Linked DNA regions of Mus musculus: regions 2, 3, 4, 5 and 6 are each linked to region 1. The links are chromatin loops, found by intact Hi-C in ENCODE. Cell type or tissue: heart. All regions are shown on one strand.

What was found. Hi-C counts contacts between places; a loop is a spot of excess contacts. Peaks named below come from ENCODE experiments on the same cell type or tissue, not always from the same donor. Only the 100,000 strongest peaks of a DNase experiment are listed, where the experiment ranks them.
Region 2: it touches region 1 in a loop (4-fold over the local background); 6 of 42 quality-filtered maps call a loop at or near these places.
Region 3: it touches region 1 in a loop (21-fold over the local background); 9 of 42 quality-filtered maps call a loop at or near these places.
Region 4: it touches region 1 in a loop (14-fold over the local background); 36 of 42 quality-filtered maps call a loop at or near these places.
Region 5: a loop joins it to region 1, with 2.6 times the contacts of the local background. A loop is called at or near these places in 9 of 42 quality-filtered maps.
Region 6: it touches region 1 in a loop (2.1-fold over the local background); 3 of 42 quality-filtered maps call a loop at or near these places.

What each region holds. Positions count from the first base shown.
Region 1 is chr15:31,262,916-31,266,915 of GRCm38, forward strand. All of the region lies in intron 2 of Dap (death-associated protein), which reads left to right. It overlaps Gm41285 (a long non-coding RNA gene), which reads right to left and starts at 537. Exons shown (of 2, transcript XR_875099.2): 1 at 170-537. In heart, a CTCF peak has its summit at 2,146 (motif pointing left); a DNase peak (open chromatin) is centred at 2,166.
Region 2 is chr15:30,425,660-30,429,659 of GRCm38, forward strand. The region is part of intron 2 of Ctnnd2 (catenin (cadherin associated protein), delta 2); the gene reads left to right. Among named protein-coding and RNA genes, the nearest start is that of Gm41284, 75 kb to the right of the region's middle. In heart, a CTCF peak has its summit at 1,880; no DNase peak of the experiment used is centred here.
Region 3 is chr15:30,027,310-30,031,309 of GRCm38, forward strand. No RefSeq gene overlaps it. Among named protein-coding and RNA genes, the nearest start is that of Gm23033, 140 kb to the left of the region's middle. In heart, a CTCF peak has its summit at 2,133 (motif pointing right); no DNase peak of the experiment used is centred here.
Region 4 is chr15:30,925,974-30,929,973 of GRCm38, forward strand. The region is part of intron 17 of Ctnnd2 (catenin (cadherin associated protein), delta 2); the gene reads left to right. Gm52177 (a long non-coding RNA gene) reads right to left here. Exons shown (of 2, transcript XR_003951490.1): 2 at 2,959-4,000. Among named protein-coding and RNA genes, the nearest start is that of Gm52177, 4.9 kb to the right of the region's middle. In heart, a CTCF peak has its summit at 1,815 (motif pointing right); no DNase peak of the experiment used is centred here.
Region 5 is chr15:31,149,379-31,153,378 of GRCm38, forward strand. No RefSeq gene overlaps it. Among named protein-coding and RNA genes, the nearest start is that of Gm32070, 16 kb to the left of the region's middle. In heart, a CTCF peak has its summit at 1,645 (motif pointing left); no DNase peak of the experiment used is centred here; H3K27me3 peaks cover 421 bases.
Region 6 is chr15:31,054,183-31,058,182 of GRCm38, forward strand. No RefSeq gene overlaps it. Among named protein-coding and RNA genes, the nearest start is that of 4930430F21Rik, 17 kb to the left of the region's middle. In heart, a CTCF peak has its summit at 2,128; no DNase peak of the experiment used is centred here.

The DNA of each region.
Region 1 (4,000 bases):
GTTCCGACCCAGTGCTAGGAGGCTCTCCAGACCTCACTGCAGACAGGTCCAACTCCCGACTCAGCGAGTACAGGGGCTGCCTCCCGCCAACCAAAACCCTTCACCACAGGGCTCTGGGGCTCAAAAGGAGGGCCCCTGCCCTACGGCTTATTTTTAAACGTGTTCCTACCTTTGGTGTTGGTCCACAATCTTCCTAAAAGTTGTCTTCCCTGGAACACCAACAGAGGAAGGCATCTTGTCCTGTTAGGAGTAGTGCGGGTAACAGGCAGATGGGCCTTCCCATTCAGAGCTCAGAGGAGCCTTTCTCCTCCTGATTCCTGCCAGTCCTTGGGTACCAGTGATGCTTAGGGTGAAGAGTGAGGACCCGTGGACATCCTGACACTCCTCAGATGAGCGCAGAGAAGCCCAGAAATTCTCTAGTCAAGAAAAAAATGAAGGAGGAAGATGGAAAAGGAAGGAACGAGGGACAAACTCCTCTTTTTACAGATTGACTTTTCTTATGCGTGTGGGTGTGTGCACACAAATGCAGTCCCACCCCACTCCCCACCCCACCCCCACCCCCACCCAGAGACCAGAGGCATTGAGTCCTCTGAATCTGGGACTACGGATGGCTGTGAGCCACCCAGTGTAGGTGCTGAGAACCAAACTTTTCATTCTCTTAACCATTGAGCCATCCCTCCAGCCCCCAGGAGAAATTCTTGCGTCACAGTTCAGGAAACAAAATTAATTCCATTGTTGCCACCACATGTGAGGTTGTGAACAGGCGTGTGCTACATATGGCCATAGGTTTGTTCATTTAAAAGACTTGCAGCTATTGCACGAGATGGATCTCGTTCCCGTTATACAGACGGATAATAAGGCCAAGAGGTTCCCCATCTGAACCCAGAACCTCTGTCTTCATAACCCATGCCCCCTGGTGCCCAGTCACACACTGCGTTCTGTGCTTCTGAGTGGTTAAAGACTGTAGGAAAAGCAGCGCTGGGCTCACATGCCCAGGGGTCTCTCCTCTGTGGTGAAGGTAGTGTGACTCTTGGCCACCAAGATCACTACTGCATACAGAGTCTGTGAGTGTCTTGTTAGGGTTTTACTGCTGTGAACAGACACCATGACCAAGGCAACTCTTATAAGGACAACATTTAATTGGGGCTGGCTTACAGGTTCAGAGGTTCAGTCCGTTATCATCAAGGCAGAGACATGGCAGCATCCAGGCAGGCATGGTGCAGGAGGAGCTGAGAGTTCTACATCTTCATCTGAAGGCTGCTAGCAGAAAACTGGCTTCCAGGCAGCTAGGATGAGGGTCTTAAAGACCACACCCACAGTGACACACCTACTCCAACAGGGCCACATCATCTTCTAATAGTGCCACCCCCTAGGCTGAGCCTATACAAACCACTACAGTGAGGACAGATTAGTCATGGGCTAGCATTGATGTTCGTCTTCTATGAAAGGAAGGAGGAGGAAGAGAAGGGGTGCAGGTTTCTGACTGTAAAGAGCTTACTTAGCCCAAGAGCAACTTTCTGGAACTGTCCACAGGCAAGGTGAAGGCCACACCCCTCCTGAAGCAGCTGGTAGCGTCCTGAGTATGGTAAGGCACCAACTAGAAGCCAGGGGAGCCCCATACAAAGCCCTGGGAGGTTTAGCTTCCCTGTGTAGAGCAATTAGACTAGGCTAGACCCTCGAGATCCAGTGAGCCAAGCAACTAAAGAAGAGCACATTAGAGCAACAAGCGGGAGTTGCAGTATCACATGTGACCCTTGTCCTGGCCACCTCTGAACCCTTGGGAAAACAAGCTGGCCCTGAATCTGGGAGTCCTACAGGAGGGAACGGGCACTTAGGACGAATTCCAATGACAAAACTCCTCACTGCAAGCCCCTGCAGTTAGACCAGACTGAACATGAGCCACGTGTATGTGCTAGCCTAGCACCTGCTCGTGAAAAGCACGGAAAATGCATGTGCCTAAGGCAGAGAGGGCTTGGGTCCTTCTATCAGGATAGTCACACTGAAAGTACCCAGGTGGAGTTCTCACCAGACAGGCTTTGACGCCTCAGAAGCCACCCACTGGCCACAGAGAACACTGGGTTTCCAGATGCTGTGCCTGGCCACAGCCTTCACCAGTTCTGAGAGGACCAGCAGCACCATCTGGTGGGGACATCAGGCAGGCAGCAGGCAGGGAAGCCGCCTTAGCAGGCAGATGTGAAGACTGCCTTCACAAAGCCCTGTCTGGGTGCAGCGGAGTGAGGCAGCAGCCACCTCTCACCAGCCATGCTAATGACTGTTCAGGCGCCTGTGAAATTAATAACCCCAATAATAGAAGACCAGGCCAGGAAGCTATGAAAAGGATGGAGAGAGGCAGGGAAGGACTCGTCTTCCATCTGTTTGCTTCGAGATGCTTCAGGAAACACCCCGGGGGGAACTCTGGGAGCACACGAGGCCACAGGTTCAAAACTAAGCTGAACTAAAGTTCAGGGACCTGCTTCCAAGTTGTCCTAACTCTGTGTCCATGCAGAGGGCATCCAAGAAGAGCGGACCCCTCCCAGGTCACCTGCTCGCCTCTTTCTGTCTGTCCTAACAAAGCTGCTTCTTCCCACCACTGAGCCCTGACCTCAGCGTGGAGTCCTCGGATCAGTCACAGATGTGCATACTTACAGAGCTCAACTGTGACATCCTGGATTAGCACTGTCCCGCCCCAACACAAGTGCACACATACGCACACACACACACAGTCCCCAGCATACAGTACAGCTGTGCCCCCCCCCCAGGCCCTTAGCATCATACTAACCCCTGCCTGGGGCCACAGAGCCCTCCCTGCACTTGGGCCCCTCACAGGTAAGAGCTGTTCCCATCAGCTTTGCCTGCCATGTGGGAAGGCGCAGTCGATTTCATCTGAGGTGAGGACATGATTTGGCAGTCCCGTCTGAAGGACCACGATGTCCTCCCCAGTCGGTGTGATCCCCACCAGTCAGGAAGCAGTAAGGCATGCACTAGCAGTGCTCACTGGTGGGACCGACTGTGCCGACTTCTCGTCATTTGCCTGGATGCTCACGGCCAGCCTCCTGGTGTTGGGGCAGCCTGGCACTCCTTCTAAATGTGCTTCCGGTAAAGGAGGTCTCGGCTGCAGGCTTGCTCTCAGGGAAAACACCTGCTCACTCAGCTGCTAAGCCTCTTCCTAGAAATTGACATCAAGACTCTGATCCTCTGCCCGAGTCACCAGGCAACTTCAAATTCTAGGGGGAAGTCCTGTTCCGAATGCCCGTGTACCTCCATACCGGGATGGCTCCTCCCAGCTTGTCCTGGAGCCTTTTCTGGGCGTCACTCCATGCAGCTGGCCTGTCCCATCCCAGCAACAGTCCCTCGGGCTCTGTCTCCTGCTTGGGTGGCAGAGCTGGTAGCCCATCGCTGACAACCCCCTACGTTCCCCGGAGCCAGGCTGGTACCCCCTGCACCCAGAGAGGCCAGAGCTAGGGCCCAACTACGTCTTTCCACTGCCCTTGGGCACCATGTCACTTTCATTTGCATCTTGACTTCAGTGAGCTAAGACCTGAAGTAGCAACTGTTAGACCAGGTCAGACAGACAGACAGACAAGTAGAGCGAGGCCTGGAGAGCTCCCCTTCAAGTGCAGTCTGTGGGTCTGTGATGACATCTGTTTTGATTTAAGACCTGAATCTGTCACCTGGGGAAAATCTGCACTGCCCAAAGAGCATCACCGGGCTCCGTGTACCTTACTCCATAGGGCAGGAAGTTAGGACAGTCACTATCAGAATCCTGTCTGACCCTCTCGGTGGAGAGAGCTTGTCACTTTAGCTTCTCAGAGAGATTATTACTAACAAGGAAGCTTATGAAGTCTTAAAACCATGCAAAAATTACATCAAGTCAACAGTAGATTTTAATATTCATGACATGTTGGGATAGTTGCATTTTGTGTATAATTGAGTAAAATATTGAAACTTATTTCACAAATTGCTAACCTAGGATTCAGGGGAGTTAGGAGTATGTGATATA
Region 2 (4,000 bases), 840 kb before region 1:
GTGTGTGCAGCATATGGTATGGTTATAATGTGTAAAGTGTTGTGTGTGTGTGGAGTGTAGTTGAGTATGGTATGTGGTGTGTGTGTGTGTGTGTAAGTGGTATTTTTTTGGCGTGTAGTGTGAGTATACTGTGTTTCTGGTGTATATCTTTGTGTTATGTGCTGTAGGTATACAAATGGTGTTGTGTTATCAGTGTGTGTGCATTATAAGGTTTGTTATATACAGTGTGCAATTAGTACATGGTGTGTATGGTATGTGTTAGGGATATTGTGTGTATGTGTGACATGTGTTATAGGTATACTGTTGTATATGATGTGAGGATACTGTGTATGTGCTGTGTGTGTACGCTGTGTGTGTACTCTGTGTGTGGTGTGTATATGACATGTGTGCAGAGAATCTTGTGAAGAGGCATCCTTGAACTGCTCAGCCGAGATGACAGTGAGGTATGAAGGAGACAGTGACCAAGTCCTCTACTTTGAGTCTAAATCTCACACTAACATGCATGAAGCTGTTTTTGGTATTGTCAGTGTCTTGCACACATATTTGCAAAGCCTTCACTGAAGTGATTCTTGGTGCTTATCCTCAACCCTGTGTCATAGCACAGCGATACACTTGTGTGTACAGCTTCCCAGCAGAGGGGCTTATCTACCTCCAGGCAGGCAGTGTGAGGAACCGTGGTCCCATGATTGCTGGAGTATACGTCACTCTACTACTCTTAGGATAACTTGAAGTAGGCACCATCAGTTGAGTGTGGCCAGCTTTAAATGGAAGAATAAAAGTCATGGATTGAAGAGAGCACACATGATAAAGGATGTAGAGATTATGTATAGATATGTGTAAATCAAAGAAAAAACCCTTAACAGACTGACTGATGAGCAGTAGACATTGTTTTACAGTTTGTTAGTACAACTGAGTTTCTTAATTCATATGTAGGTACCACACATGCATGTGTGTGCTCACACATCCATACATTCATGTGCACATACATGTATCTATACACACATGCGTATATGCATCCATTTGCACACACACACACACACACACCACATCTATCCATAAACTTAGGTACATACATACAGAAACACAAAATACATGCCACATCTATCCATACACACATAGGCACACACACACACACATACACACACACACACACACACACACACACACAAACCACACATATACCACATTCATCTATAAACAAATAGACACATACGCACACATGCATACACCTATACATGCATATACACAACATTCACTAGAGACATACTTACACATATATACATACTACCAGTCAGAGAAAAGAGAGCTAAATCCCTGGTAAAGCAGTTTGGGGATTTGTTCATCCTCCTCTTTCTAAGAAATTTACACTGTCCGTTAAAGTATAAATGGCTTTAATGTTCAGGTAATAAAGTCAATCTTGTTCTACTTCAGCTGTGATAAAATTTAGTTTATGGTAAATTTCAGTATGCTCAATTTCTCACCCACTTGTGGAAATACTCTCCTACAAGGTGTTTTGGGAAATGGCTTGTATCTCTCAGCCTGTCCATGTTAAGCAAGAACCAAGGCTATGAGCCATTTTGTTGTATTCATATTGTATTACCACTTGTATTTGGCACTATGATGAACCCATAAAAAAATAACAGCTTGGAGAATGATTGTCATCACACAAAATTATTGTTGTCAAATTCCTGCATCTACACTTGAATTGTAAGCAAACACTAATAAACCTACACAGGTCAACTGACAGAAAACATATGGGTAAGGGGTAGGGGGTTCAAGTATGAAGTCCCTTGTAAGTATTTGGTCTTACCTGCACACACATCCATACATCCATGGGCTGTATGGACTGTGTACATGGGAGAATGGAATGGTACCAGGACCCAGCTATAGAGGGCGCTAGAGGAATTTACTTCCAGGGGTGGTTAATGAACACAGCATCCTTGTAAGTGAATGCAGAGTCATAGCTGACGTGTGCTCTTGGATGTGCCAGTGCTACTTTTGTAAAGTAAACCCATCAACAGATCTATTACTGTAAAGAACAATGTACTTACTCTGTGAGACACAAAAATTTTATCTCATAGGCAGAGTCAAAAGTATGAAAATGACACATATTGAGTATTTACTTTAATCTTTCTATATTCTGACAGACACATAAGTTGAGAACAAATGCATATTCACCATCTTTACTCATTCCGATCATTTAGTATACACACACACACACACACACACACACACACACACACACACACTTCTTATAACAACCTTATAAAACAGACACCACTCTGTCCACTGTAGAGATGAATGAAGTAAGGAACAAAGTGGTGATGCAACGGCCACATTCACACGGATGCTCTCTGTCTCAGCTTCCATGTCTCATACTGCTGCATGCAAATGACAGCACATGGATTCAGAAGCCCACATGTTACAATCTGTGCACTGTCCAGAGCGTTCCATCCTGTGACCTGTGTCCTACTTTGCTCATCTTCCTATAATCACCTAACTCATTTCCTAGCTTCTGCTGTTTGTCTCAGTTCATTTCTGTTGCTGTGGTCAAGTATCCCCAAAACAGCAATTTAAGGAGGAAGGGGTTTACCTTGGCTTACAGTTTCATGGGTATACAGTCCATCCTGGTAGGGAAGACTTAGCAGCAAGCAGACAAAGTGTGGTGGCAGAAACATACATTTGATTAGTCACATTGAATCTGTACCCAGGAAGATAGTAGTGGGAGCAGGCTATAAAGAAAACTACATCTCCCAGGATCCACATTCCCTAGTGAGACTGCTGTTCCACACACTGCTTGTGTAAATAACCTTTAAATCTGAGCATGGTGGCTTATGCCTTAAGTCACAACATTTGGGAGGCAGATGCAGGAGTATTTCTGAGTCTCAGCCCAGTCTGTTCCACAGAGTAAATTCCAAAACAGCCAGAGCTATACAGAGAAATCCTTCCTCAAAAACTGCAATAAATGAAATAAAATAAAATGCCTTTACGTATATGAAGGTTCACACTTTCTAAGTTTTTATATGTTGCATATGTATCCAAGAGTTAAAGTTCATCTGAATAAGTAAACACCAAATTATTTTCCAAAGTCGTTTCTTCAGTTATATCTAAATAGAAATGGTTCTGTTGGGTCTTGTTTCCTACATCACTGGACCATCGCCATCTTGGTCGACTGAAATGGAAGTGAATCATTAGGCTGGAAGAAAAAAAGGCATACAGTGTTCTTCTTTCTTCACCCTCATAACAAAGCAGACATCAGGAACATACTAAACAGTTTTGAGCATCAGTATGTACCTTTCAAAATTAAGAATAGTTCATTTAACTCACTAAATATAGTATCTACATAATAGGTAAACTTAGTAGGCATATCCTGTAGCCGAGAAGGCTGAGGCAGGAAAGGGTGGTTCAAGGACAGCATGCACTACATAGCAAGAGCCTCTTTAAACAGTGAGAGGCATATAGCCAATCAGATGTATAATGATTCTCTCAAGAATCAAGACCTCTGTAAATAATTAAAATAATTAAACTGTTTTTACAAACAAAAATGCATTTTTAGAAATTACCTAAACTTTTTTTATTGAAAATAAGTATGAATTTTCAACTGCTATATATTTTTAACTACCAATATGTTTAAAATATGTTTCCCATGAGTCACTTTATATACAGCAATGTTCAAGACTGAAAGGAGTTAGTCTATCTGATAAAGTGTGAATAAATATTTTTGTTGAGAGGCAAGGGAATGGAGAAAGTTGTCAGACTCTGGTGTCTTTATAGGAAGTTAGACAACTGTACTATTGTGACATCAAAATTTTATCCTAGGCTATGGAGAGTAGTAGGGAAGAAGCTGGAGCTGAGGAACCAGTGGCAGCAACATCTAATTCCACGAACTCCCCGATTTGAAAGTATGCAAGGTTATAGTCACATGATTCGGTGTAGTATTTCTTCCGCATGCCTCCATTCCTCCCCTTTGAAATAATAATGTAAATTCTGTGTATTGTAG
Region 3 (4,000 bases), 1.2 Mb before region 1:
CCCTCTTCTGGCTTCCTTGGGCATCAACACACACATGGAATTTATTTACACAGACATACATAAACATAAATAGAATTGATTATCTCTCTCCATCTATCTATCACTCCTTTAGATCTCAGCTTTTATCCCAGCTTTCAGCAGCTTGCTATTTCCTTCCTGTTACATCCACTGACTTTTTCTTTGATTTTCAAGGGTAGTCTTTTAAATAAACCTTCTAGTTTTTTTTCAATTGAAATGTTGCCTGACTGTACTGTTCTTAAATAGAAGACTCTAAATGTGATGATGAAGAGATCAGCTCTAAACACAATCATGCAGCCACTGCAAAAATAAATATGAAGATGCACATGCTGCATTGTGGATTTTATTACCTGATATCATGTAATTAACTCTAGTACTGTTTCAAGTGGCCGCTGCCATTTAAATTAATTGTGACTTAGTGACAGTTTGAATGTCTGCAACATGAAAAAAATAGCATAAAATGAAGATCATTTTATATATGGTAAAGTCTCTCTTATTTGTGCCACTGTATCTGTAAATACGAAAGTGCTGGACTTTAGTTAGAGATTATGAAAAAGGCACTCTTTCATATCCATATTTCTTACAGATCACATAAATTATTTCCATGTTCTCATGTTCTCTAAACAAGACCTCTAGTATCAATGAAGCAGATACCTAACAATGTGACTGTTGTGATACATACAATGTGACTTTTGTGATACACAGAACGCATATCCACCATCATTGTGTACACCTGGAAAGACAGCGGGAGCAGGATCTACAGGGTCTCATGTCAATGATGTGTGTTTTCAGATTAAAGCATTTTAATGGAAAACCATTTTAGGTGTTGAGAGACTGGTTGTGGCACATTCTTTACTTCCCAGGCGTTCACTGGAATTTAGTGTGTCACAGTGTTTAAAGTAGGCTCGGGAAAACGGAGTAGACAGACACAATATAAAAAAACCTACCAAATTACCACAGCAGACATGATGTTTAAAGAAGTTGTAAATTATGTTAAGTGTCTCTGGAACTCTTATAATATGCTCCTGCTTAAGGTACAACTTTCTTGGACTGCCATTATGCCTAAGAATCCTTGACAGACATCATAAAGAAGATATCCTTGCTGGAGTGAACCAGTGACCATTCACTCTTAGGTGGTTTTTCTTTTAATTAAGGAGTGATTTAACAGAAATTATTTCCCATGAGTAATCTACCAGATATCATAGTACCCTGTGTACTCTTTGCCCCTCCTTAGCATATAAGTTCATTCCTTCTTGTTGTTCCAAGATTTCACAGAAAGATGTGAATCCCACCTTAGTTTACATATTTCTTAAAAAGCAATTTGCTACTTAAGTTCTATGGAGTATTTTCATAAGCGTTATAAGGGAGTATGTTATGGAACAGCTGGTTTATCTCCTAAGTTTTGTTTAGACAAATATTAAACTGTCATAAACATTTTTAAAAACTGTGGACTTCATCAGAATGTTTGTCGTGAAAACAATGAAAGAGATGTTATTCCCCAGTGGGTGTTTGGCTACCTGTGGACTTTCTGACATCTAATGTGAACCATTGTCCAGGATGTTAAAATAGTTTAAGTATACTTATTTAAACGTTCATAATTTTCTATTGTTACTCAATATGACTTCAGTTTGAATTTTGGGAGCACACTGACCTTTTTGTTTTATATTAAGAAGTAGTCTTACTTTAGTATTTATTTCTATACCCTCTGCCCTACATTGGAACAGACAGGCATAAAAGAAATGAAGTCTGTTGGTCCCCCACCTCTTAATCAAGAATCCGAGCAAATAGCATGACTCCTCCTCAGTATGACTTGGTCCTAAATACTGCAAGTAGTTAATGCATTACACCAATCACCTTTCCCATGTTTAAGTCTTAAATGATGTGAGTGAAAACCTTACATCATGCACAGGCTTCTCACTCTTAAATTAAATCAGTTTATTCAAAACATCCCACAACATAAATTAGCGTGCTAGATGTACAAACTGAACATTGTAATAGTCTGTAATAATTTATTCAGTCTCTTCATTGGTAGTTCATTGTGTGTCATCTGTTTGTGAATTATCTACCAATCTGTCTTTAAGCAAGCCACTGACAGCATAAGGATTCTCCTTGCCCAGTAGAGGGCAGTGCTGCACATGGAACCAGCATATCCCACTAGTAGGTTCTTCAAGAGTTGAACGCATGACCACATTGTCCCATGCACCTAAAATAATGAATTTTGTTTCTGGAATAAATAACTGTAAGGAAACTATGGGCAAATAGATGCATGAGCAGAGCTAGGCTAAAGGTCCATAGATTAACACTATTGGCTTCACCATCCCTGGTTACATGTGATACATGTACAGACACGTACAGACATGCACAGATACATGTGCAGAGCTAAGCTAAAGTTTTGAGGATGAGCAGTTGACCTCATCATCTCTGGTTACATGTGATACATGTACAGACATGCACAGACACATGTGCATGAACACTGTTGGCCTCAACACCACTGCTTACAAATTATGAAGGCTTTTCTTACACGTCAAATAAGACAATATTAGAGAAGTAACCAATCATTTTATTGTATTTCAGATTACTCCATCTAATTGATGTCTACTGCTGTGAGTAAATTCCTGTAATTGGATGATGTAAGTTCTGCTGTTGAAGCTTCTAAGCCCCTGGAATCTCCACGGCGATGAGATGAGTCACTCTTTTGAATCACCGATCTAAAAATCACAACTGAGTTTTACTTCGGTGTATACCTTACGCTGGGATCAATACCTCAGCATTAAAAATTCATTTTAGTAATAGTTCCTAATAAATCTCCCCTCAGAGGTATTGAAATAACACAACGGAAACTTGTCAACATATGTGGTTATGATATGTATTGATTCCTAGAGCAAAGCACATCTAATCTGTTCTCCTCCATGAGGTTTCAGTTTATTCCACTCCACCATTGTATTAAACCAGCACTTGCAGTCCGTTAGCGTGTCACTTAGCAACCTCCACACATCATCCCAGATGAATTTTCCTTCGTGCCTTTCCCTAGTACTTCTAAACTTTAAGGGCTTAAGAAAACTACTTAATTTTAAATTTGACTTTTAACTATTTTCCGAGAATTTTATATATGCATGTAATGAAACAGTGCCACATATATACCCACCCTCTTCAATTCTGTTCATATTTCCCCAACATACATCCCTCCCAGTTTTTTTTTGTTTGTTTGATTTTTTTTTTTTGTTTTTTGTTTTTTTGTTTTTTGTTTTTGATAGCCTACTAAGTCCTGCTGGTACCACCCCCTTGTGCATGGGCATCCGTTGCAGCATGGGGAATCATCAGCAGGTGTACCCTCAATAACGATGCCCCTCTGCCAGCAACCATCCACTGCCAATGACTCCTAAGGAAAGGGCGGGGCCTAGATATCCTCTAACTCATGTATGCTAGAACTTTGGCTGGCTTGATCTTGTATCACTTTGGTAACCATAGCTACTGTGAGTTCCTGATTATGACAGCCAGGTCATGACCACAGCCAGTATTTTATAGCATTCTCTCCACCTTCTGGCTATTATATTCTTCTCTGTTTTTCTTTTTTAAACATTTCTCCATTGACATTCATCTCCCTGTCCCTTCAGATTCCACCGCCACTCTTGCAACCTCCCAAGAATAAATAAATGAATACCACAAACAAACAAACAAACAAAAGCACAGAAGACATATCATCATGGAAACCGTAGTGCCATGGTGTGTAATATATATATATCCCTGTGTCTACGCATCTTCCGTTGCTAAATGTTCATTGCAATGACGTTGGCTTGGTTTCTGTGACACCAACAATACTAGCTCCTAACCAGGACTCCTCCTGGTTATGACAGGCCTGTCACATGTCTCAACATTTCAATTTCACAGATGATACAGATTTGGGGGTGGGCCAATTCAAAGCCCTGGATCTGGGTTGAGATGGTATCTGAGATGCAGGATCTTCCTTATCCACCAGGATGAG
Region 4 (4,000 bases), 340 kb before region 1:
TTATGGTTCCATTTCGAAGCTTATTTCAGCACTGGACAGTTCCCAGAACTGCACAGTTCCCAATGGAGCCCATAGTCCTCACCCTTCACTACTCAACAGAACAGAGTCCCTAAGGCACATGTGGGCTTGCACCTCCTGACCTCTCATGTTACTTGAAGCCCGGCTTGGGTATCCCTTCCTGATGAAAGCTACTTCCCTGACTCAGAACTTTTCACATGTGCTCTAAAGCAGGGATTAATCGGTTAGGGATAGAGTTATGTTTAATTATTCATTGTTTTGAAGCTTAAATTTTATTTCCGGAATTTTATACATGATTATTTTCTTTGTAATACCTACCCTTTCCTCTACCACTCCAGCTCCTCCCATGTCCTTTCCCTACTCCCTCCCAAATTATTGGCCATAAACTCCTTAATTATTATTATTGTTGTGCGTACACATACCCGCTGAGTCCAGTTAATGTTAATAATAATTAAATCCTTTAATTATTATTATTGCAAATAAATTCTTTAATTATTTTCATATTTTATGTTTAATAAATTTTTGTGTTTAATAATTATAATTACTATGGCTGTACATGCATACACCTGCTGAGTCCAGTTAATGTTGCTAGTGTTTGTATGTGCATAAAGCTGACCGCTTGGGATTGGATAATCTGTCAGGGTGCACCCCTGAGTTGTATTTATTTTGATATTCCATGATGCCTGGAGCTTTTCTGTGCCTGTAATAGGCGCTCAGAGTACATTTGCTGAGTATATTCATCCATCAGTGATGGATGGATGAATAGTACGTTACTTATTATGAAGAGTAGATCTAGAGGGGCATTACAGGATCCCAAGTGAGGAGACGGATGAGTGGAGGGAATTGTGTGGTCCAGCCTTTACCTACAAAGTCCAGGAACTTGAGGAGATGCTGCAGGTATCCTGTCAAATCCATGATTGTAAGCAGACTCATTTAGATGAGATTTGGGATTTGGTGGGAAACAACACTTTCCACATATGACTGAGTCGCCCATTGCCGATGATGTCTGTGCTGGCAGGGCACCTGCATCCCCAAAGCATGGTGACAGAGTATCTCACTTGGCTCCCCTGAGTGATGATGGTTCCAGGCCACATCTCTGGCAGGCAAGCCAGGTCTAGAATGCCGTCAGCATCTTTCTAATTCCCTGGCACATCTCCCTGAACTGAAGGGGAGAGTGTGTCCATCACTTCATGAGCCAGGACCCCTTTGCTCTCTGACATTACCACCCCCTGGTGTTGCCACGAGAACACAACCTTTCTATATTGGTTGTTCTTCGCTTTGGCTAAACTTTTTTCTTTGTCACCCAATGGGGCTTCTCTCTGGGCACAGGCCTCCCTGCCTGTCCTAACAGCAAAGGAGGCACCGCTGGCTGTTTTTGAAACCAGCAAGGAGCTGTTTCCTACCATGTGTCCCTAAAAATGAACAAAAGTGGAGCACAAGCCCTCCCTGGGTAGCAGGCAAATGCAGCTCGTACTCCACACAATAATGAGATCTAGGCTGCAAACCCACTGCGCGTCTTTCAGTTTTGAGTCTCTCTCTTCTTTCATCAGTGGGAATGGAAGACTACTCTGTCCTAACTTTCTTCCTTTGTCCCAATTTATTTTAAATATTTAGGTTTAAAAATATTTTTGGCCATTCTAAAAACTTAATAGAGTATGCTGGCGATCTTTAAAGAATGACAGAAAATGTTCCGTATTTAACCAAAATGAATGAGGAGATGACAGAAGTAGTCCATAGGATTACAAGTTCGTCTCTCCGTACACCAGATCTTTATGCAATGAGACGGTGTACTTTCTCTGGAGGCCTGCAGGAGGAGCTGCTGTGCAGAAGACAAACGGTGGGGAATCACCATTGAGCTACTGCTGATCCGAGGGGAAACATGGCTTGTAAATGTTATCCATCCCATGAGTGAATTTTTGACCAGTATCTGCACTTAAAGAATTCAAAACCTAGCAATACTTACTTTCAGCTAAACTTTGACATATGTTCTTACCTAAACCTGAAGTCACAAATGTATGTTTTTGAGGACTAAACAGATACCAGCACCTTTGTCGTGGCCTCCGTAACAGTGATTCCTTTGAAATCATTGTGAAAACTCTATGTGAATTTGGAAGCTTAGAATTAAGAAACACCCTGGTCACCATGCAATTCCTGTTTGGAATATGGTGTTGTGCTGTGTCTCCTGGCAGAACTAAAAAGCAGAGAGCTCTACAAGGTTCTGTCCACTAATTCAGACAGATATATGCATGTATGCCTGCATGCATTGGTTATTCCCCAACCTGTGGCAGTTGATCAGATGTAGCAAAGGCTTCTGGGCCACATTAACTCCATTCTGGGAAGCAGGCCTCACAAGCAATATTCGTCACATCACACAAGAAGCACGTTCTTCATCTGTTCCCTTGACCCTGACTAATCTCTTGAGTCCAGGGAACGTCTCCAGCCTCTGGGAAACTCCAGACACTGCGGGAGGCAATGTACCCTTTTAACCCTGGGAAAGTATAAACTTCGCTTTATTAAGTAGATCTGAGGACATTTTAGAAACCTACCTTCTCTGCATCCCAAAACATGCTCTTCAGCCTAGGGCAGATGTTGTTTTAATTAAAACACGTGTAATTTCAATTAGTATTTTAAGAAGAAATCTGATTTTTCCAGACAGGGTGATTTATGAGAACATTCTCTGCTGCCTCACATTAGTAATTTGGTTTCAAAAGCCAGATCCTAGCAAAAGGAGAGCTCTGCGCTTCAGCCAAACATTTACATCTTCAGATTTTGTACCCTAACCCCCAGGACCCAGTCTCCCAAAGGCTGCTTCTCTTTCCTGTGAAACCATGACTTCTCTGTTAATGAAGTTTGGACTCTCATTGGAGAATGTTGGTGACTGGGTCTGGAAGATAAGAATGCCTTGGCAGGGTAGTTATAAATAAATCAAAGAGTCAAAAATTATTTTATTAGGTGGGAATTTAATGGCTCATCCCTTGGAAATGTTTCACATAGGTAAAAAGCAAAAATGAGAATTTTTATAGTTGCTTCCAATTCAGCTTAAAGGCTTCAGAGAAGAGGAGAGAGAGAGAAAGGGGGCAGGGTTTTGTGTTGACTAGGCACGCGTTTAATGGCTAGCCAAACAATTTGAACAAAATGCTTAGCGAAGAGGCTGTGTGGGAAATGAAACGTGAACTGTCCCCTGTCCCCATCCTGGCTGCCACCTACACGCAGTCTGGATCATGTGGGGAGCACATTTTCCTCTCTTGTTTTTTTCTTAAAAGATTTATTTATTTTTTTATATGTAAGTATGCTGTAGCTGTCTTCAGATACTCCAAAAGAGGGCATCAGATCTTGTTACAGATGGTTGAGAGCCACCATATGGTTGCTGGGATTTGAACTCGGGACCATCAGAATAGTCAGTGCTTTTAACCACTGAGCTAAGTTTTCCTCTCCAATGCCAGAAATAATGTTGTACAAAGACTTTAAAATTTTTAAGATGAGTATTCTTTTGGCCACCAGAGCTTCTGTTTCTTATTTCCCCTGCTTGATCTTGAGGAATGACCAAGCAGGTGAGTACATTTATCATTAACCAGTCAAAAGGAGTAAAATGTTGCCAAGTAGCTGCCTAAGTCATAGTTTAAGAAGGACCTGCTTTCCAGAGAAATGGTCCTGGGCCAGATGACTGACCTGCTGCTAAACTGAACTCTTGGAGGAGACAATGATGTGTCTCCATCTAAACTCTACTGAGAGATAGACTCCACTCTTTACTATAGCAATATGAAATAGCTTCTACATAGCTTCTACGATTCTGATCCTAAGTCCAGTGTGTCAAGAAGAAACAGATCATTATTTTCATGCTGCCATAAAGGAGCCAGTGGGACAATTAGTAACAGGCACGGTAAGGCAGCAGCTAGGGCAGCTCCCAGGAGCCCATCTGAAGCTCTCCTGAAAACTCTTGCACAGACTTCTGGTGTACAGAAGGGTTTTCATCTCTCACACC
Region 5 (4,000 bases), 110 kb before region 1:
GGTTCAGGGAGATGACCCATGAGGGCCCCTGCCCATGAAGGCTCCAAAACACAAATAGGGTTTGGAGAAGAGAAATCCAGAGTGTAGGAAAGGTGGATGTGTTCCTGCCCTTTGACACCGCTCCCTGTGGATTTCTACCTGCTTCTATTGGGAACAGTGTGCTAAATACCAAGTGAGATATAAAAGAGCTATTTCATCCAAATCTCCCCGTGACGGTGAGAACATAAGGCAGCAATCCCAAGGACTTCCTCTCAGCAAAGGATGCCACAAGCCAAGGAAAAAGACAGACGGTCCACTCGACGGAGATACTCTTGCTGAATAAAGCAGCAAGGGATTAATGTCTACAATAAACAAAGAATGTCTTTAAATTGTTGTTTTTTTTTTTTAAACCAGTAGGTGTTTCTGTGAATGGGAGCTATCTGACAAGTGCACATAGAGACGACACTGAACGTTCCCTGCAATGTGGAGAAAATTAGAACAACAGTGGAAACCCAGCACCAGAATACAAGCCACCACTGGATGGGTCTCCAGCTGTAGAAGAGGGTGTGAGAAGAGACACACTTGAGAGCCAGCGAAGCCATGGAGCCATCTGTAGGGCTCCATGAAGCTAGGCATACTGCCTTCAGTCTTGGCATGAATCCCCAGTGGCTGTTCACCTAGGCATCTGTCACTCCAGGCCAAGGCTCCACATGCAAGGAAATGCATAAAGACTGTGTCTGTGGTCACATAGAGAAGAGGCAATCTGCTGCCATTTGTAAATGGCTGTATACAACGACAGCTCCACTATGAGCAGGGAGGAGCAGAGAGCTGGATGCATAAATAGCACCAGAAGAGGTCCCAGACATGTAATGCTCAATGGGGCACAGAGAGGATGAGCGTGAAGAATAGTATTCAAGTAGCTACACACACACACACACACACACACACACATGCTTGTGCACACAGATGCATATGCACACACATGCACACACATGTGTATATGCACACATATGTGTGTTCATGCACATGCACACATATGCACACATATGCACACACACACACACACACACACACACACACACCTAGACATTCTATTCAGCTCTACTTTGGGTCCCTAGAAGCAGATCCTGAGAGAAGGTTCAGGTTTTAGTGACTCACTGAGGAAGGCCTGCAAGGAGAAAGAAGGAAGGAAAGGGATAGAACAGATGAAGAGACCAGCAAGGTTATGGGGGAGGGGCTGGAAAGCTTCTTGGTATTGCTGTGGGACATCAATCATACCCCCAGACTTGTTCTCTTGCCTCAAGAGGACTGGCCTTTCACATGACTAATCACACAAGTCCTGGCTGGACTTGTGACCACTCATCAAGGGTCGCTCTCAGGTCTGGAATCAGCGGCTGTAAGAGCGCTCTGAGCCAGCTCCTGGGACAAATGAGGAGGGCACTGAGAGAGGACAAAACCACAGAAAATATAACGGAGCAGATCTCAGACAGCGGGATGGCGGGAACATGCCAGAAATAAGAATGCAGTTAACCTCAGGACCCAAGCTCCTGCCTCGTAAGTTATAATAGAGAGGGGCAGTCGGAACAGACAGTGCTCAGTGCAAACTCTGGAAGCGCCTATCAAAACTAGCAGGATGCGCGCTCTGCCACCTGCTGGCAGATGGCTCGGCACAGATTCTGTGCATCTGCAAGAAGCAGGGCTCCAGGCCCAGGTTTATCTGTGAACAAAGAACTCAGAGCGCTCAGATCCCCTCTCTGTGAGGTAAAATATCTATAGCCTCAAAACAAGCGGCCAGAGAGGGGAACAGCAACAAAAGCTAAAAGAGATTCTAAACTTCCCTCCGTGTAATCCACACAGAAAGGCAGAGCCGCAATGAAAGGCTTACTGGAGGGCTTCGCCGGGTAGGGGAGCAAGGTTGGAAGCAGCAAGCGCAAGATATTCAGGAACAGAACAGCAAAGAGATCTTTCACACAAAAATAGATGGCTTCAAGTGCAGCGAGCATTCAAACACACAGGGTTTGCTCACTTTGGGTGGCACTCTTGTCACCTTTGTGGAAGAGCTGCAGGTGCCGGTGGCTTTGTCTTGCCCAAGTAAAGCCAAAACACTTTTCAAGACTGCATCTCTGTGTTATATATGTGTCTCCCCCAAAACATGTCCACACTCAGGTGGACATGTATTCCTGCATATGGTTGCATGCTAGTTCATATACACATGCATGCATGTGCACAAGACATGTGCAGTTGTACAGGTGTATACACATGAAAGTTTGCTTTCCTCTTCTCCTCTTTTCTAAATTAAACCTTGTCTCATCGGCCCAAAGGGATAATGTTGGGGACTCTTCTGTTACACAGAAACCATCACTTTGAGCTTCTGCCCAGTTCACTTCTAAGAACTGAGACCCAGACCCAGGGGCTAGACTCAGAAATCAACCTCTGACATCATACCCAATCCCCAAGACACAGGGAGGCTTCCATATAATTTCCCAGCATGGAAACTCCCATATGCAAATTAGCTTCTGCAAATCCCTCCTCACAGACTTGTCCTGTCTGGCCATGGGTCCTACCAGATTCAACCAGTGAGATCCCATCAACTCAGGCAGCTCAGGCCAGTGAGGCTCAAAGCATGGTCCCCTAATTAACAGTCACAGCCGTGGAAGCTTTGCCGGACATGCCAGCTCTCATATCCCACCCAGGACTTAGACTCTTAAGCGGGATGGGGAAAATGAGCCTCACTGGATAAGAATGGGCTATGTCCTCAGAGGACAGCTTCCCTTGAAGCTTTGGGTCCTCAGAGAGAGCCATGGTAATGGTGCCTCTTCAGAAGAAGGAGGGAGGTAGGGGGACACTGGAGTATAGGCTCTGATGAAGAACATCTAGTTCTGACTCCTCGGAGAGCTGCTGAGCATGGACTCAACCAAAATCTCATCCTACAAGAAAGAAAACGACCTCTGTCACAAGGTCAGCCAGCGGGTAATGGGCTGGGGGCTGTCCTCCCCTCCAGGGACTTTAAGACTTGGGCAGGGCAGCTACTATTCCTCAGAGAGATCTTTTTTCAATACAGCAGCAGCTTAGAGTTGTCAGCCTCCCAAATGTTCAGCACCCAGGAACACCAGTTGGGACGACAGAGCTGGGTGCCTCGTGGCTCCTGAACTGTTCCAAGCCCTCGGGACATCAGCCCAAGAACTGATGGAGAGAAGTGGATTGGGAGGTAATCTCCTCCACCTTCTCTTTTTCTGGGGCTGCTGGAAGGAAGCAGTGCAAAGCAGGTGGTTTCCAAACAATGTAAACTTCTCTTTCACAGTTCTGGGATCATGAAGGCTGAAACCAAGGCTCTGGCAGGGCCCTGCTCCCTCCAGAATCTCTTCTAGGTTCTGGGGCTCCATGCCGCTCAGGTTCTAGATAGGTACCTCCAATCCCTGGCTCTAACGCTGCTTTCCTCCTCCCAAACATCTCTGTTTATATGTGTCCTCTCCTTTTCCTCGGAGATCATCTGTTTCTGTGGTAGGTGCTCCCAAAAGGTGCTCCTTTACAGCTGCAAAGACTGTTTCAAACATGTCCCGTGGACTAGAACTTCAGCCTCTCTTTGGGGGCAGACAGTTTAGCCCAAACCAACAAGGATGACTTGAAGGGCCACACTCTTCATAGATGCAGAGACCACCATAACTCAGGGGATGCTGCAAGAAACTCCAAGTTGGTTCTCTGACCAACTTTGCTAATGAGAAATAAGAGGGCCAATTTTACGTGACTAAAAAACACAGCTTTCTGGAAAAGGTACCTGTGCTGGGATAGAACATTCCTTCCATGGTGATGCCCCTTGGTGGAGTGGGCAGAATTTGGTACCACAGTTTCAGATAGATGGACAGACAGTTGAGGCAGTGACAGACAAGCATGCCCCATGAGGAGTGAGATGAGCTAGTGGTCCCAAGGGTGGGTGAACACTGATGCTTCCAAAGCCAAATCATGCTGTGATAGCGCCCAAGTGCCCTTTCTTCTCAGGAATTCTTCTGAATTATCATTTCTG
Region 6 (4,000 bases), 210 kb before region 1:
AAGGAAGACCAAAGTGTGGATACTTCATCCCTCCTTAGAATGGGGAACAAAATACCCATGTTAGGAGTTACAGAGACAAAGTTTGGAGCAGAGACTTAAGGAATGACCATTCAGAGTCTGCCCCACCTGGGGATCCATCCCATAAACATCCACCAAACCCAGACACTATTGTGGATGCTAACAAGAGCTAGCTGACAGGAGCCTGATATAGCTGTCTCCTGAGAGGCTCTGCCAGTGCCTGACAAATACAGAAGTGGATGCTCACAGACACCCATTGGATGGAGCACAGGGTTCCCAATGAAGGAGCCAGAGAAAGTACCCAGGGTGCTGAAGAGGTTTGCAGACCCATAGGAGGAACAACAATATGAACTAACCAATATCTTCAGAGCTCCCTGGCACTAAACCACCAATCAAAGAAAAAACATGGTGGGACTCATGGCTCTAGCTGCATATGTAGCAGAGGATGGCCTAGTCAGTCATCAATGGGAGGAAAGTCCCTTGGTCCTGTGAAGGTTCTATGCTGCAGTACAGGGGAATGCCAGGTCCAGGAAGCAGGAGTGGGTGGGTTGGGGAACAGGGGGAGAGGGAAAGGGATAGGGGATTTTTGGAGGGGAAACTAAGAAAGGGAATAACATTTGAAATGTAAATAAAGAAAATATCTAATAAATAAGACACCAAAAAAAAGACATTTAGAAAGATGAACATAAAGTCTCATGGTCCTCATCTCAGAGAACATAATCCAAGAGCAGATTTCAACAGGAAGAAACTGCATGTACATCAAGGTGAAGGAAAATTCAGGAAACAGGGGGAAAAGGGAAGACTGGGCTAAGAAATGCAGAGCAGTCACTGAGACTGACAATATCCAGCACTGTTAGTATGTGGCATTATTTCTTGAATTAAAAATGTAATTAAGAGCGCCTTCTTGAAATATAGAAAATGCTTATAATCATATTAACTAAAATGGGAAAAATTAAAAAGCAACAGACCATGGTTATGGATTAGAGTTGCTTAAAAATGTGTGGGAAAGGTTTGAAAGTGCTCTTAGAATTTAAAAAAGGGCAGCCACATAAAACCTGTTAGATTAAGATTACTTTTTCCCTATTAAAAATTACTTAATGACTACTTCATCAGGTTTTGAATTTAAAGGAATAAAAAGTGTTTTTATTTCTGAAGTAATATTTGTTTCTCTCTTTCTCTCTCTCTCTCTCTCTCTCTCTCTCTCTCTCTCTCTCTCTGTGTGTGTGTGTGTGTGTGTGTGTATGTGTGTGTACATGCTTGAGCACACATGTGCATGTGCTTCCAGTGTTAGCATCTACCCCAGAGCCCTGTGTATGTCATGGCTACTGAACCAATCCCTAACTCCAGAATCCAAAGCAAATCTGACCTAGTTGTCAATGTAGAGTCACCCCTTAGCTGCTAAACACTGAGCACACAGGTACAAGTTTTAGGAGGGACCCCACTAAGAATAGGCTTCCACACAGAGGTCCTTCTAAAAGGTAAGCACAAACTCTCTTTTTTACTTTCCCAAACTGGAACAACCACAGGGATAAAGGAGATGAAGCTCTGTCTCTGTCTCACAAAGAAAGAAAGAAAGAAAGAAAGAAAGAAAGAAAGAAAGAAAGAAAGAAAGAAAGAAAGAAAGAGGAAAAGGAAAAGGAAAAGGAAAAGGAAAAGGAAAAGGAAAAGGAAAAGGAAAAGGAAAGGAAAGGAAAGGAAAGGAGGAGGAGGAGGAGGGAGGGAGGGAGGGAGAGAGAGAGAGAGAGAGAGAGAGAGAGAGAGAGAAGCATTGTAGAATGAAGCCATTTCATCAGTGTTTGAACGTTGACACACAAAAATGGTTTTAAAGAAATGTCTGGTGGGAAACAACAAGAAAGGGGCTCCCAAATCTTTTTAAGTGTTCCCCGGAAAAAAAAAGAGGAATTATAACACATTACACATGCTTAGATGAGGATCAGGCACATCTAGAGTCAAGATAAGCTGCACCAAGCAGGTTCTAGCTCTCAAAAGTTCCTTCAGTGTCTTTTAGATACCACAGGCAGGCAGCTCATTAACTAATGAATATGAAACCAGACGACTATAATGCTTGCTGGTACCCCAGATGTAATGAGGCTCAAGGGGGAGCTATTGCTCTGGCCCCCACTTGCCTTCACTCCATGCCTGCTTGTGAATGCAACAGCTGTGTTTGGCCACTGCTGCTACTCCCATCATCCTTTGCTGACATCAAAACCCATCTCCTGAGCCTTCCAACGTGAACCAACAACCAGTGGCTCTCCAGAAATCCCCAGGCCTTCAGAACCATGCTGGGACTTCAGAAGCACCCAGTTTTGAGGACTGAGAAGCTCCCGGGTTCTCAGTCTCTCTCCACTGTGAGGACAGCCATTGCTGAACTACTACCATAAGCCTATATCATATAAGCCAACCTATTCATTCTATTGGTTTCTCCCTCTAGAAATCTCTGATCCTTATACTAGGCAAACACACTATTGGTTGAGCTACATCGCCAGCCCTTAATCTAGATTTCTTATTGTCTTAGTCAGGGATTCTATTCCTGCACAAACATCATGACCAAGAAGCAAGTTGGGGAGGAAAGGGTTTATTCAGCTTACACTTCCACACTGCTGTTCATCACCAAAGGAAGTCAGGACTGGAACTCAAGCAGGTCAGGAAGCAGGAGCTGATGCAGAGGCCATGGAGGGATGTACTGGCTTGCTTCCCCTGGCTTGCTCAGCCTGCTCTATTATAGAACCAAGACTACCAGCCCAGAGATGGCCCCACCCACAAGGGGCCTTTCCCCCTTGATCACTAATTGAGAAAATGCCCCACAGCTGGAGGCATTTCCTCAACTGAAGCTCCTTCTCTGTGATAACTCCAACTGTGTCAAGTTGACACAAAACTAGCCAGTACACTTACTAAATAGTGAAAAAGACAAAGAAAGACGAAAGGTGGGGTATTCAGTGGGACACTAGAAGTGGTCAGTGGTTCCCCGGACCACCAAGACTCAGTATCAGGAAAACTCATCAGTGAAAGCAGTCCACTGATTCAGACAGAACTTGGAAATGAGCCTCGGATGTGACACAGGAAGCACAACTCTCTAAAATCCAAAGGCAAATAAATTGTCCTTACTCTGTTTCAGGTTGGGATAACAAGACATCCGAATCCACCAAGTTTATAAAGAATATCTTGTTAGGTTCATCAATCCAGAAACAGGGAAATAAAGAACATTTGCCAATCTTCTGAAAACGTCTTTTTGCAATGAAGTCACACCCCCTAACACTCCATTGGCTTAGGATCACATGATAGCCTCACTTTCAAGGACTTCCCAGTAACTCAGGCACCTCCGGAATGTCCCTTGTCCAAACAGCCTGACATAAGTTTGGAGGCTAGTACCCCTATATATGAATTTCAGCAGACACACTGAAACTGTGCCATATGCCTCACACCACCCCCACTGCCCTTTATTGGATTTTAGAGGATGCTTCTCCTATAAGGAGATGTACACCTCTGGTTTTAAGAGTAATGTCTCGATGTGTCAGAGAGATACCAAGCCTATGGTGGTTTGAATAGATGCAGCCCCATAGACATATGTGATTGCATGTTTGGCCATAGCGAGTGGCAAAATTAGGAGACCTGGCTTTGTTGGACTAGGTGTGGCCTTGTTGAAGGAATTATGTCATTGTGGCAATAAGCTTTGAGTCCCCTATGCTCAAGCTCTGCTCAGTGTGGCACAGTCACCTTCTGCTGCCTTTGGATCAAGATGTAGTACTCTCAGCTATTCCTGCAGCACCATGTCTACCTGGATGCTGCCATGCTTCCTTCCATGATGATGATAATGGACTAAACCTCTGAAACCGTAAGCCAGACTCAAGGAAATGTTTTCCTTTATAAGAGTTGTTGTGGTCCTGGTGTCTTTTCATAGCAGTGAAACTCTAAGACAGAGCCCATGCCCACTTCCCCCTCTGAATCTCTTCACAATGTAGATTTCAGCAGCATCCTTGCAATT